Regions from separate parts of the Homo sapiens genome. Here region 1 is linked to region 2. Evidence: chromatin contacts called from ENCODE Hi-C or POLR2A ChIA-PET data. All regions are on one chromosome and are shown on one strand. The core of a region is the stretch at or near the end of the contact, and the rest is flanking DNA. Distances in the headings are between cores, read along the strand shown.

Region 1 (4,577 bases), core at 1,646-4,145, 1.2 Mb after region 2:
GATATGCTTTTCTACGTTGCGAAGAAGAAAGAGAGCAGTTTCTTTACCACCTTCTTTCTCTCAATGCTGTGGACTATTTCTGCTTCACCAGTGTGTTCACCACTATCAGTAAGTCTAGAGAATTGACCGTTAAGGGTTACTGAGGTGACCAATGCAATAAAAGCATTTATATTTTTTAAAGCAAGATATGCCATAGTACATGTGACATTGTGACATACGCCCAGGTCTCTGTTTAGGAGTAAAGGATATTCCCCAAATGCTAAGAGTGCTACAGGAAACCCTTGGCTGTCAGGCTTTAGAGAACGCCTTACTGAAGAAAAGTACCTCACTGGAGATGATACCTTCTGTCAGTTCCAGCCAGCATCCCATGACTGAACAAAGGGCTGTCCCGGAGCTCACCATGGGGGTTAGATAGATGAGGATTTCATTGAGACTGCATCGAAGCTTAACATCTTGCTTAACCAATCCTGCTTTCCTTCTCACATGTTGGTCCCAGGAGCAGCATTGTCCATGCTAATTTCTGACTCAGAGATTTCTTCCCAAGAAACCCAGTCTTTGATAGGAAATGTTACCTACAATAGATGAGAAAAGGAATGTTTTATTAAGTAAATATTTCAATATCTTAACGAAAACACATAAAATCAAAGTATCTGTGTGTTAATAATAAACTTATGCAATTGGACATCATTCAACTTTGGAAGGAAATGCTGATTGGAGAATTTTTTTTTTTTTTTTTTTTTTTTTTTGATAGAGTCTCACTCCATCACCCAGGCTGGAGTGCAGTGGCACGATCTCAGCTCACCGCAGCCTCCACCTCCTGGGTTCAAGGAATTCTTGTGCCTCAGCCTCCTGAGTAGCTGGAATTACAGGCACGCCCCACCACACCCGGCTAATTTTTGTATTTTTAGTAGAGATGGGGTTTCACCATGTTGGCCAGGCTGGTCTCGAACTCCTGACCTCAAGTGACCCACCTGCCTCAGCCTCCCAAAGTGCTGGGATTACAGGCATGAGCCACCACGCTGGACCTGGAGATTTTGTTGTTTTTGTTGTTGTTATTGTTTTTGGTTTTTTTGAGATGGTGTCTGGCTCTGTCACCTAGGCTGGAGTGCAGTGGTGGAATCTCAGCTCACTGCAACCTCCGTCCCCTGGGATCAAGCGATTCTCCTGCCTTAGCCTCCCAAATCACACATCTGTATATAGGCATATGTCACCATGCCCGGCTAATTTTTGTGTTTTTAGTGGAGACAGGGTTTCACCATGTTGGCCAGGCTGGTCTCAAACTCCTGACCTCAGGTGATCCATCCGCCTCAACCTCCCAATGTGCTAGGATTACAGGTGTGAGCCACTGAGCCTGTCCAAGAGATGTATTTTTTATAGAAAGCCGAATGATAGCATTTATTCTTTCCTTCATTGCTAATTCTTATTTGCAGTGGGTCCTCTTCCTTACTTTGGAGAATTTTTACTTGTATCAATTAGGAATTGCATTTAGCTGCAAGTATCAGAAACTTGAAAACCAGTGGTTTACAGCATAGTAATTTCACTTACATAATAAAGGTCTCAAAGTAGGCAGTGGGCAGTGCTGTCACGGACCCAGGCTCATTGTCTTTTTCCTGTTAGACATGCTCTGTGTGTGCTAGTTACCTCATGGTTTCAACATGGCTGTTCTCAGCATACCTTCCAGCAGGAAGGAGAGAGTGCCAAGGAGGGGCAGGATCTGTGCTAGAAAGACATAATTTTCCAAAAAATCTCAATAAATATCACTAACATTTCACTGGCCAGAATTGTGTAGGTTTTGGCTTTCCAGTCTCTGGTAACGGAAGACAAAGGAAAAGGGAATTGGAATGGGGATTAGGCCATCCTGTAATGCCTGTCAAGTTACTATTCGTTGATTAGGTTACTGCAGGTGTAAGAAACTAAAAAGTTATATACAGTTTTAAAATTGGGCCGGGCGCGGTGGCTCAAGCCTGTAATCCCAGCGCTTTGGGAGGCCAAGGCAGTTGGATCACAAGGGCAGGGGTTAGAGACCAGCCTGACCAACATGGTGAAACCCCGTCTCTACTAAAAATACAAAAATTAGCTGGGTGTGGTGGTGGGCGCCTGTAATCCCAGCTACTCAGGAGGCTGAGGTAGGAGAATTGCTTGAACCCGGGAGGCGGAGGTTGCAGTCAGCCGAGATTGCGCCACTGCACTCCAGCCTGGGCGACAGAGCGAGACTCCGTCTCAAAATAAATAAATAAATAAATTAATTAATTAATTTAATTAAATCGAAGAGGCCAGGCACAGTGGCTCACACCTGTAATGCCAGCACCTTGGGAGGCCAAGGCGGGTGGATCACATGAGGTCAGGAGTTCGAGACTGACGTGGCCAACATGGTGAAACCTCATCTCTACCAAAAAATACAAAAATTAGCCGGACGTGGTGGCGCTTGCTTTAGTCCCACCTACTCAGGAGGCTGATGTGGGAGAATCACTTGAACCCGGGAGGCAGAGGTTGCAGTGAGCCAAGATCACACCACTGCCCTCCAGCCTGGGTGACAGGTTGAGACTGTCTCTAAATAAGTAAGAAGTAGTAGCAGTAGAGGATTCCTAAAATCCTCCTTATATCTGTAGATTTCTCTTCATCTGAGTAACTCTTTCAATTTGAGGAATTCTTCATGAAAGAAATTTTTAAATTTAATCATATTGCTTTTTCATACTTAAACTATGAAATCACTGTTGTGCATCTGTGGGCCTTTTGCAGCCACAGAACTGCTGACCCTAAACATGCCTTTTTCTGCAGATTTTCTTAGCAGTGCAAGAAATGAGAAAAGCCTCTGGCACCTAAAATAAAGTCTTAACACTAACCTCTTCTGCTTTCAGTTTCAAAACCCATTTGATTCTGATGATTACTAAACCGTGAATATATGGCCTTTTCTCTGACATTTTCCTATCCTAAAGCCAAAATAAAAGGACACAAAGGGAGACTCTTCACCTAACATAAAGAAAGTCTTTTATGTAAAATTAGGGAAATGAACCATTTATCTCATTTGTTTTCCTCATCTAAGAGTGCACTGAACCATGAGCTCATATTGTGAGGCTATATCTAGGCACCTTCTTTAGTAAATGTTTTTCATCCTACTTGTAGATCTTTCACGGAGGGCTTCTAACACCCCCTCTTATGATCAAATGGGCAGAAATCCCAAGGATAACAACAAATATTGATTCTACCCTACTTAAAAAAAAAAATGGCTGGGCATGGTGGCTCACACCTGTAATCCTAGCACTTTTGGAGGCCGAGGTGGCGGATCACCTGAGGTCAGGAGGTCAAGACCAGCCTGGCCAACATGGGGAAACCCTGTCTCTACTAAAAGTACAAAAATTAGCTGGGCATGGTGGGCGCACACCTGTAATCCCAGCTACTCCAGAGACTGAGGTAGGAGAATCGCTTGAACCCGGGAGGCGGAGGTTGCAGTGAGCTGAAATCGCCCCACTGCACTCGAGCCTGGGCATCAGAACAAGACTTCTTCTCAAAAAATAAATAAATAGTGGCCAGGTGCGATGGCTCACACCTGTAATCCCAGCACTTTGGGAGGCCTTGGTGGGTGAATCACGTGGTCAGGAGTTCAAGACCAGCCTGGCCAAGATGATAAAACCCCGTCTCTGCTAAAAGTACAAAAATTAGCTGGGCACGGTGGCAAGCCCCCGTAATCCCAACTACTTGGGAGGCTAAGGCAGGAGAATCACTTGAACCCGGGCGGCAGAGGTTGCAGTGAGCTGAGATTGCACCACTGCACTCCAGCCTGGGAGATAGAGTGAAACTCTGCCTCAAAAATACATACATACATACATACATACATACATACATACATACATACATACATGGCAGGTGGCTCATGCCGGTAGTCTTAACACTTTGGGAGGCCAAGGCAGGCAGATCTCTTGAGCTTAGGAGTTTGAGACCAGCCTGGGCAACATGGCAAAACCCTGCCTCTACTAAAACTACAAAAAAATAGCTGGGCGTAGTGGTGCACACCTCTGGTCCCAGCTACTGGGGAGGCCGAGGTGGGAGGATCACTTGAGCCCAGGAGGTGGAGATTGCAGTAAGCTTGAGATCGTGCCACTGCACTCTACCCTGGGTGACAGAGCGAGACCGTGTCTCAAAAAAAAAAAACTTTAAAATTTTACAATCAGGCCAGGTGCAGTGGCTCATGCCTGGAGTTCCAGCACTTTGAGAGGCCAAGGCAAAAAGATCGCTTGAGTCCAGTTCAAGACTAGCCTGGGCAAAATAGTGACATGCTGTCTCAACAAAAGAACAATTAAAAAGTTAGCTAGGGGCCGGGCACGGTGGCTCATGCCTGTAATCCCAGCACTTTGGGAGGCCGAGGTGAGCAGATCACCTGAGGTCAGGAGTTCGAGACCATCCTGGTCAACATGGTGAAACCGCATCTCTACTAAAAATACAAAAAATAGCTGGCCGTGGTGGTGTGCAGTTGTAATCCCAGCTACTCAGGAGGCTGAGGCAGGAGAATCGCTTGAGCCCGGGAGGCAGAGGTTGCAGTGAGCCGAGATCATGCCATTGCACTCCAGCCTGGGCCACAA
Region 2 (4,533 bases), core at 1,205-3,704:
GCCTTAATTATTGAAAACAAGCTATTTTTAAAAAACCCAATCAACTTTCTATTGAGTAAAAAAAACCCAAAAAATTCTTAATCCAATTCATTATTAAATAATATTGATTAGAAACCACATTTGGGCCAGGTGCGGTGGCTCATGCCTGTAATCCCAGCACTCTGGGAGGCCAAGGCGGGTGGATCACCTGAGGTCAGGAGTTCAAGACCAGCCTGGCCAACATGGTAAAACCCCGTCTCTACTAAAAATACAAAAATTAGCCAGATGTGGTGGTGGGCGCCTGTAATCCTAGCTACTCAGGAGGGTGAGACAGGAGAATCACCTGAACCCAGGATGGGGGGAGGTTGCAGTGAGCTGAGATCGCACCATTGCACTCCAGCCTGGGCAACAAGAGTGAAACTCCATCTCAAAAAAAAAAAAAAAAAAAAAAAAAACAAAACCCAACAAAGAAACCACATTTCTGCTTTATTTTCTGTTGCTCTCCTTAAAATTTATCTTGGTAAAACAGATTTTGGAAAATATCAAGAGTTCCAAGTATTGTCTCAACAGTTCTTTCAGAGCCAATACCAAAACAGAAATTAAATGACGCTAGGAATTTGAGACCAGCCTGGGCAACATAAGACCCTGCCTTTACTTAAAAAAAATAAAAATTAGCTGGGCATGGTGGTGCGCGCTTGTGGTCCCAGCTACTGGGGAGGTTGAGGTGAGAGGATCTCTTGAGCCCAGGAGGTTGAGGAAGCAGTGAGCTATAATCACACCACTGCACTCCAGCCTGGTCAACAGAGGGAGACCTTGCAACTCTGAGAAAAGAAAAAAAAAGGCAGGGGTGGTCCTCATCAGACATACTTCTGCTAAAATGGTTTATCAGCGAGATTAAGCATTGTTTAGTAAAATATAACAAGAATTTAGAAGGCAAAAGTAATGAAAGATTGACAGATTATTATTAAAATTATAAAAAGGCTGGGTGCAGTGGCTCACGTAATCTCAACACTTTGCGAGGCTGAGGCAGGCAGATCACTTAAGCCCAGGAGTTTGAGACCAGGTAGGCAGCCATGGCAAAATCCTGTCTCTTCAAAAAAATACAAAAAACATTAACTGGGTGTGGTGGCATACATCTGTAGTCCCAGCTACTTAGAAGGCCGAGGTGCGAGGATGGCTTAAACCTGGGAGTTTGAGGCCACAGTGAGCCGTGATCACACCATTGCGCTGCACTCCAAAATGAGTGACAGAGCGAGACACCATCTCAAAATAAATAAAATTATAAACAGAAGAAATACAGTTGAAACCTTTACATGTGTAAGCTTATCTATCTTCTTGGAAAAAAGTATGTGAAATAGGCAAAGTATATCCCTAAAATCCACAACACATCATGCAACCACTTGGCCTTTCAGGGGGAAAATCTGGATGCTTTTTCACAGTGATACTAAGAATGGCTTAAAGGCCACCTTTGAGCCTACTAAAGGCCACCTCCCGGGGTCTAGTGAAGGATGGCTGTACAGGCCCCAACAGTGCAGAGCCACAGCTCAACTACAAACTAGAGGAAGAAACTAATGTAATTGTAAATTGAGACCCTGAGACATCATCAATTTATAAGAGAAAGCAGCAACAATACTACACAAAGGGGGCAGTTAATGGGTTAAATGAGAAAACAAATTACGTTGAGTCTTTTTAAAAAGGTCATCACCATTACACATTAAAATATGAAAAATGTTTGACAGTCTATTTAGAAATAAAACATGTCTTACCTAAATATTAATTTGAATGAAAACTAGGCACTTAATTTCTAGACAGCAAACTTTCAGGGTATGGTAGGTTTCGCAAGTGTCATGTTTACAGAGAATATCTCCCACGAATGTGCCAAAATGCGTGCAATAAGAGATCAACTGTGCATCTATTTTTAAAATAAGTTCATCAAAGTCATGATTACACATCTTTTGCCAGAGGCAATTAGATCAACATTTCAGAACATTGTTTATTAAAACAAGTCTCTAAATTTCAGCCACTATCACAAAGCATGAAAACATGGTGAAGGACACAGAGAACATTTACATTTTTAAACATTTGTTTAAAAAAACAAAAAGGCAATGACAAATACATAGAGATCATACGTGGCTGCAAGGCTAAAAATACTATTAATAATTATTTGGCCCTTTACAGGAAAAAAATGTACGGACCACTGGTATAGGTTAAACAAATCATGGTAAAAGAAGTTTGCCTAAAAGAAGCACCCTTTCATTAAACACTTCATCTGCTAACATCTTGGATAATAGCAACAAAAACTGAAACTTTTTGTTTGTTTATGACTGACTTAGCCTACTCATATTTGGAAACAGTCCTTATTTGGGTGTCAGTTGCCTAACAGGGAATTGAAACCAAAATTGTAACCAGATGGTCTCTCATTCAAGAAGTTTTACATTAACTCTAGAGGTTCTTTGATTGCAAATTACAATATCAAGAAGAACCAGTAGGGCTGATTTATAATTATAAACAGTTACCTTAGAAACAGCCATAACAAATTACAGTATGTTAGTTAGCATGGGGAAGGAGAGGTATCCGATTTAAATACTATCTCCTCTTGAGGACTGGTCATCTTTTTAACCACTTTTTAGTATTAACCCATTTTGTACTCTGACCTTGGGTTGCTGACCTATGCTTGCTGGGTTGTATCTCCTATAGGAATCCCTAGACATACGCCAACCTCAAATATTCTCAATTAGCCTCACTGTTGACTGATATAGCTCCCTCGTTCCAACTGCAGAGGTTGCCACTATGGCTTAACTTTCCTTTATCTGTCTTTTTTGGCATTTAAACAGTCATGCGCTAAGTCACACTTTTGTGTGGTAGATATGCCCTACGATTGGTTAGGGTGACTTTTGGCTACTATTTGCTAGACTCTGTTATAGGCTGTTATATTACATTTTACCAAATCATTCTTGAATTATTGTTTCGCATTTTAAGTTTGGACCCTCTCTTTGGCTATCCATTGCAAAATCCACTCAGTTCTCTGATTCTTCGAGCCTGACCTCTTACCACAGTGTCCATGAGCTCAGATCACAGCTTTATACGGTCTTGCTTATACTGTCTCATCCATCCATGCACTGGGTCTCTAGCCCAGGAGATCTCAATGGGGTCCACCCTTTGGGACAAGCATCTCTTGGATTTAAGAGGGAAGACACAGTTTTCTAGGGTAGACGATCTTTATGGGAGCATATTGTCCATAAGGATAAACATACTTTAAAAAACCAAAAACCACTTTATTTGCATTTAGTTTTCACTGTCTCCTTAGTGTACTACAACCTGTGAGAATTACTTAGATTTGTCTTGCATGACTTTTGGCACCATAGCACTTTTGAAGAACATGGTCAGGTATTTTGTGGAATGTCCCTCAAATTGGGTTTCTGTTATTTTCTCATTATGAGACTGTGGTTATGGGTTTGGGGTAAGAATATCACAGAGGCAATGCACCCATCTCACTTTATTATATTAATATCACTGCATGATAGCAATATGATTATCATGTGATGTTAACCCTGGTCGGCTGATGAGGTGGCATCTACCAGGTTTCTCTACTGTAAAACATTATTATAAAACATTTTTCAACAGTCTTCTATCATAACTCCCAAAACTCCCCCATTTGTCCCATAGATTGCAGATTACATCTCCCATATGCTAGCTAAAACACCTAGATTAAGAGATCAATTGCCTTTTTTAAAAAAAAGACATTAAGGTTATAAAACTCATAGTTTACAACTCTCTTGCTATGGGGAACAAATCCATAGCCAGGAAATTTATTTGAGTGTTATTTCAAACAGCTCCCCAAACTTCTAAACCTGAATAATAAATTTTCTAGAAACATAATTATCAAGCCACAAAGGTTCTTCAAAAAGAAAATCTGATGAAGAGTTAAAGAAAGTTCCTTGGACCTAGGAACTGCATGCACTTCTAGGACTCTAATCTACAGTAATAGCCCTGTACATGTAAAGGTAAATATAACACTATAGAACATATGCAGCAGACTGGGAATATTTCCAAAATATAAATAATTGAGAGGTCTCCAAGACATTATTAAACTGTAGAATATGTATAATATCTCAGTTTTTAAAAAGAATAAGTTATAGACAAATGTATAGAAATGTACTGAAAGAGAGGGAAGATAGCACACCAAATGTAACTTTGGGAATTGCAGATGGAGGTGAGGTGAGAGAATGAATGAGAATTTTCATATTTTGGTCTGTTAACAGCTATATCATTTAAATCTTTTATAATAAAAATGTATTTATATATCACTTATATTTTTAAAAATCTATGAAAGTCACCAAGTATACATATCACAGAGACTTTTAAAAAAGCATATCCCTGCTGGGCATCGTGGCGCAGGCCTGTAATCCCAACACTTTGGGAGGGTGAGGCGGGCAGATCACCTGAGGTCAGGAGTTCAAGACCAGCCTGGGAAACATGGTGAAACCCAGTTTCTACTAAAAATACAAAAAGTAGCTGGTCATGATGGTGGGTACCTGTAATCTCAGCTACTCA

What was found. Hi-C counts contacts between places; a loop is a spot of excess contacts on that map. ChIA-PET counts read pairs that join two places held with the same protein, here RNA polymerase II (POLR2A). Pooled maps may share reads with other maps.
Region 1: a map with no recorded cell type shows a loop between it and region 2 (4-fold over the local background). The contact joins two enhancer-like sites. A Hi-C loop is called at or near these places in 1 of 37 single-sample maps with no recorded cell type and 2 of 50 pooled maps. POLR2A ChIA-PET finds 5 or more read pairs at or near these places in 1 of 52 experiments (activated B cell).

The regions. Positions count from the first base shown.
Region 1 is chr12:31,404,794-31,409,370 of GRCh38, reverse strand. DENND5B (DENN domain containing 5B) reads left to right here. Exons shown (of 21, transcript NM_144973.4): 14 at 1-108. Among named protein-coding and RNA genes, the nearest start is that of LINC02387, 38 kb to the right of the region's middle. RefSeq lists enhancers at 3,071-3,240, 4,121-4,260. Within about 2 kb of position 2,895, at least 3 of the 41 ENCODE cell types and tissues checked have a DNase peak (open chromatin) inside an H3K27ac peak, as active enhancers do.
Region 2 is chr12:32,556,977-32,561,509 of GRCh38, reverse strand. The region is part of intron 1 of FGD4 (FYVE, RhoGEF and PH domain containing 4); the gene reads right to left. Among named protein-coding and RNA genes, the nearest start is that of DNM1L, 120 kb to the left of the region's middle. Within about 2 kb of position 2,454, at least 3 of the 41 ENCODE cell types and tissues checked have a DNase peak (open chromatin) inside an H3K27ac peak, as active enhancers do.